2 separate regions of the Homo sapiens genome follow, and region 2 is linked to region 1. The links are chromatin loops, found by intact Hi-C in ENCODE. Cell type or tissue: psoas muscle. All regions are shown on one strand. Each heading gives the region's core, and the rest is flanking DNA. Links, peaks and the distances in the headings are about the cores only.

The links. A loop is a pair of places that touch in the nucleus more often than their neighbours do. Peaks named below come from ENCODE experiments on the same cell type or tissue, not always from the same donor. Only the 100,000 strongest peaks of a DNase experiment are listed, where the experiment ranks them.
Region 2: it touches region 1 in a loop (10-fold over the local background); 34 of 110 quality-filtered maps call a loop at or near these places.

What each region holds. Positions count from the first base shown.
Region 1 is chr2:190,087,795-190,090,717 of GRCh38, reverse strand. It overlaps a transcript of AKAP19 not described here. Among named protein-coding and RNA genes, the nearest start is that of MSTN, 27 kb to the right of the region's middle. In psoas muscle, for the core only: a CTCF peak has its summit at 1,689 (motif pointing left); no DNase peak of the experiment used is centred there.
Region 2 is chr2:190,313,633-190,316,555 of GRCh38, reverse strand. The region is part of intron 1 of HIBCH (3-hydroxyisobutyryl-CoA hydrolase); the gene reads left to right. Among named protein-coding and RNA genes, the nearest start is that of HIBCH, 4.7 kb to the left of the region's middle. In psoas muscle, for the core only: a CTCF peak has its summit at 1,634 (motif pointing right); no DNase peak of the experiment used is centred there.

The DNA of each region.
Region 1 (2,923 bases), core at 137-2,636:
TATCAGAGCCTTGTCTGAACTATGTACCTCCATCTTTCACACATGATCAGGCAAGGGATACAAACCTTACACAGGCTAGGACTCAAAGACACGTGATCAGTTAGCTATGGCAGCTAACTTGGTTATATAAAATCAAGACTGAGGTGGTTGTTTGAGGCTATACATAAGTAGAAAAAAGACTGTTCTGAAGAAGTCTGGAGAGGAGACTCAATCCACTTGGGAAGAATCTGCTTTGAAGCTATCTCACTAATGTGCCTGGCGAATTGGTGCTGGCTATTGACAGGAGGCCTCAGATCTTCTCCATGGCACTGTTTGAGGCATGGCAGCTGGCTCTCAGTGAGCAATCCAAGAGACCAAGGCAGAAGCTGCAATGCCCTTTATGACCTAGTCTCAGCAGTCATACACCATCACTTTCACTGTGTTTGTCACCAGGCCATCCCCTACTTACTGTGAAAGGAGTGTATAGAAGGCTTTCTTCGCTTGCTAACAACTAGAAATAAACCCAACTACCTGCCTAGATGAGGACTTTAACACAATAATATTGGAAATGGCAGCAGCAGCAGGAGTGCTGCAATTGAAAAGGGTAATATCAGTCTCTCCCAAAGGAGCAGGCAGGTAGTTATAAGGAGAAAAAAGGGACAATGAGATTACATTTGCACACCATACACCTACAAGAACTACTCTAGGTTAAGTAGAGTAGTTTGGGGAAAGGGGCATATATACCAGGCCAAAGGACTAGAAACACTGCTCTGCATGGTGTAAGAAGTTAACTCTCCTTGACTCCTAGCACAATTGAACCAGTGTTAGGTTTTGCATAGTATATGGAATTTGTGGAGGGCATTTGGGGCAGACTGAACCCCTCTGGAGTAGTCCTAAATTGAATCATAGTCCTCAAGAGTCCTAAGACTTAGGACGTAAGACTCAAGACTTACTCTTAAAACTTAGGACTCTGGGGAGTCCTGTGGTTTTTCGGGAGTAACACTTTGCTGAATGTCTACCTTTGAGCATCAACAGTGATCCTCAAATTCTTTATGGTGTATGTACAGTCACTAAGTTTTTAGGGCAAAAACATGTAATATTGAAATTAGAACTGGCGTTGAAATCCTTACCCTGCTCTTGGATATATGAACTAGTCTATTCTGGCTTCATGTACGTAGCAAGTTAACTATGGAGGAGTAGAAGCCATTAGAAGAATTCTAGAATTTTCAAAAAGGGGTTCTAAAGGAGCTGAATACATTTTTCAGGTGTACATAGAATTTTTAAAAACCTTCAGGATAGGACTGAATTTTGTGTTTTGTTTTAATGTAATCTCATATATTTAAAGAAATATACTTACTCATCACAGTTCTCAGAGGCAAAAAATTAAACATAGCTAATCAAATAAAATATATTTTTCTGAAGGACCCCAGAGTCAAAGGAAGTAAATGATCTCCAATTTCAGCGTAAAAATAAATAAATAAATAAATGAAAAGAATCAGAGAACAAAAACAGCAACAACAAAACCTAGTTGAAATGGACATGCTGAGTACATTTGAAGATCGATTTGGATTACATTTAGGTACAAAGAGAGTCTATGTCTCAGATGGAAAAATCAAGACAAAGGGTAACTGTGATTTGCACACAATCAACTACAACATGAAAGAGCATTGGACTCAAAGCTCGATGTGGCTATAGTGACCCCTGCTGGAGCCTATCTTTTAAACTAAAAACCTAAGTCAGGGCTTCCATGAGAATAACTAAAATTTTCATAGAAAAACTGATTTTGAGAGCTGGGAGAACGCTTAGAGGACATTTAGCATAACCTCCTTACTTCATAATTGATGAAACAGGCCTTTGGCCCAGAGAGGTTAAATGACTTGCTTTAGGTCACACAGCTGGGATTACCAGAATGTAAAGATGTCTCCTCAATTCTTGGGCCTGTTTCCATCAGTGGAGTTTTCTGTTACAACTAATAAAAGTATCTATAACACACAAAATGAGATGTCCAGGAAAAATCTCTTACACTGATTTTAAAATATTCACTTGATCTAGTTAACTAAAACTCAATTTTGCCGAAGAGAGAATTTCTAATTGATATTAACATGATACTTTTTTTTTCTTTAGCCTTTATGAGTTTATACAACTTTGTATCTGACTCAAATTTATTTTTGGAATGTTAAGTAGTTCTGTCCTTCACTAGGTTACCTATGTTCCACATCTCTATTTTAATCTTTTTGAAATATTTATTTGGATATTCTTTTTACGTCCTTTTCCATTCTTTGCCTCTAAAACTTGTTGATAATGTACTAAGCAAAGGGACAAAAAGGAAACGATGGTAAAGGACCTTATACTGGGATTTTCTGGAAGGCCTGACTCTGATTCTTACCCTCTACTCAGAGCTCTGGGACCACCCACTCATGAGTGCTCTTTGCATCTTCATTTTTCTTCTACCAATCAATACTTCTCTTTCTCCACTCCTTAAATCAGAGGTCCCCAGACATATCACGATCATGGGGTTTGTGCATTCACTCTCCTCTCACTGTACCAGAAGGCATAATCCTGGTCCCTGATCATATTCTTAGGTAGTTATGGAAGCTTTGGCAAAGTCACTTTACTCCTTCCACATTTCCTTTCTGCCATCTTTAAAATAGGTATAATAATATCAGCTATACATACTTTACAGTGTTTCAGGGATGATCTCTGTAATTTTTTCCTCTCCAATTATTCAAGCAGGTAGCCAGGTTCTTTTCTACTTTTTTGTGTGTGTCCGGAATTTTTTGCATGGGGAAAACTTAAGCCATCTGAGGTTTTAAAACTCCTTATCTTTTATACAAAAGATTATGGTAGGAGCCCTGGAGAAGGAAGGGAGAAGAGGGCTTTAAGTAAAAAGAACAAGATAGAAGATTGTCCCATTCTGACTAGAAAGGTTATAGAGGTTTATTGG
Region 2 (2,923 bases), core at 95-2,594, 230 kb before region 1:
TGGAAAACCTGGAAAAAGTGCAGTTTTAGGTGAAATGTCTTGATTTTTAAATGTTAGTAGTTTTTTTCTGTTTTTCTTCTTTTTAATCTCTACCATTCCATCCAGATAATGTTAGTAGTTTTAAAACTGCTCGGCTGGGCATGGTGACTCAAGTCTGTAATGCCAGCACTTTGGGTGGCTGAGGCTGGAGGATCACAGCCCATGAATTTGAGACCAGCCTGGGCAACATAGACTGTCTCTCTACAAAAAATTTAAAAATCAGCCAGGTGTGGTGGTGTGCGCCTGTAGTCTTAGCTGTTCAGGAGGCTTGAGTCCAGGAGATTGAGGCTGCATTTGAGCCCATGTATCATACCACTGCACTCCAGCCTGGGTGACAGAGTGAGACCCTGTCTCTAAAAATAAATAAATAAATAGAATACAAAAATAAAATGCTGCTGACCAATACCACAGTTACAGTTGGCATCTTTCTGGCAATTAGTTTTCAACTGCAGCCTTCTCATTTATTCCTTACAGAAAGCTGAGAGATTCCAGTGTCTCAGTGATTGTACATGCATGTGGCATAAGATATACCTTTAGTTCTAACTTTTCTTTCAACCTCTAGTCTCTTTCTTCTGTTGACTATTTCTGCTTATGTCAGTACAAATTCAAATTCAAAAAATTGAATTTGTATTTCGTCCTGCAAACCAGCTAGCTTCTTTCCCTGTCTTTTCTATATTCTCCTGGTTGTCCTGGCTTGAAATCTTAAAGTCATTTTTGACATTCCTTTCCATTGAGTTTTTACTTTATAAAAACTCTTAATAATATCACTCCCTTCTGTTTCCACATCTGCTGTTCTTCATCACCCCATGCCTAAATTATTGGCCTCCTGGACTTGATTTTCTGCTCTGTTCACACCTTGCCTACTTCTGGGATAATAATTTTCACTAAGCACTACTTTGTGATGTCTTCTTCCTGCTTAAGCAGTTTCATGTAGTTGTTTAATTTCGTGAGGCCATGTTTGTTTTATTGGATAATTGCAAAAAGTTCCTGAGTGATAAAGTTCTCATCTAAGACAGTTGTTTATTTAAACTTCACGCATCATAACCACCTGGAGGGTTTGTTAAACACAGATTTCTGGGCCCCACAGTTTCTTGTTCAGTAGGTCTGGGGTGGGGCAGAGAATTTCAGTTTCTAGTCAGTTTCCAGGGGATGTTGATGGTACTTGTCCAAGAACCATACTTTGAGAATAACTGTTCTAAAAAGCCAAGTTGACATCAGTTGAAGGAAATAAGCCTGATAAAGTTAATTAAGAAATTAGAAGTAGCAGGCCGGGCACAGTGGCTCATGCCTGTAATTTCAGCACTTTGGGAGGCTGAGGCGGGCGGATCAAGAAAGAAGTCAGGAGATCATGACCATGCTGGCTAACATGGTGAAACCCCGTTTCTACTAAAAATACAAAAAATTAGCCGGGCATGGTGGCAGGCACCTGTAGTCCCAGCTACTCAGGAGACTGAGGCAGGAGAATGGCGTGAACCCGGAAGGCAGAGCCTGCAGTGAGCCGAGATTGCACCACTGCACTCCAGCCTGGGCGACAGAGAGAGACTCAGGCTCAAAAAAAAAAAGGAGCGGAGAGGTGCATGCCCTCTTCCTCTCCACCAGATGGCAGTTTTGGAACCAATAGAAAAGAAAGATCATAAATTCAGAATTACCTGGGGACACTGAATTCTCAATTACATTTTGAGGTATAAAAGCTAATATCAAATTTTAAGTGACAGCTGAATTTGAATTAGAACGAATGGGCTGGGTGCGGTGGCTCACACCTGTCATCCCAGCACTTTGGGAGGCCCAGGTGGGCGGATCACCTGAGGTTGGGAGTTCAAGACTAGCCTGGCCAACATGGAGAAACCTCGTCTCTACTAAAAATACAAAAATAAGCCGGGTGTGGTGACGCATGCCTGCAATCCCAGCTACTCGGGAGGCTGAGGCAGGAGAATTGCTGGAACCTGGGAGGCAGAGGTTGCAGTGAGCTGAGATCGTGCCACTGCGCTGCAGCCTGGGTGACACAGCAAGACTCTGTCTCAAAACCAACCAACCAACCAAATGGAAGCAATGTGATTATATAGTATTTGACAAGGAATTTGGTTGTGTGTGTATATATATATACACATATATACGTATATATATACATATATATACACATATATACGTATATATATACGTATATATACACATATATATGTATATATACATATATACATATATATACACATATATATGTATATATACATATATATATATTTTTTTTGTAGTAACTGGTCCACAGATTTTTGTGACCTATAAATATTGTGTACAGTGGCTTTGTTTGATAGGTTTACATTAACTTTCTTTGAGTTAAATAAAATTCTGTCTTATATATAAAACTGGGACTTGGAGTTAGTCCTGAGTTCTCTTTGTTTACTTGTTAAAACACTGCAGTTAGTACTTACACTGTTACATAATAGTTGCAAATCTGGCAACACCCTCTTGAACCTTGAACCTACATTTGGGTACTGGCCTCATTAAGGAATCCAAAGTCATTCTGGATTTTTATGCTTAAAATCTCCAGAAAGATAAAATTGAGTCAAGTTGAAAACATTTTAGACGTGGTGTTTTAGGGTAGTGTAGTTCACACTTTAAAAGTAATTATGAAAACCTTATTTAGAAAGTATCCCTAAATAAGATATGATCTGTCACTTCAGTTTCATAATTATAAAGTGTTAGTGTTGATTTTTAATGACAGCTTCGTTCTTTGAAATCATTTAGGGGAGCTTCAAACAAAGTATCTGTGCCTGTGCCCCACCTCCAGAGTTTGATTTAATTGGTCTTGGGTGTGACCTGGGCTTTGGAATTTTTAGCAGTCTCCAGGTGATTCCTTTTTTTTTTTTTTTTTTTTTGTGAGACAGAG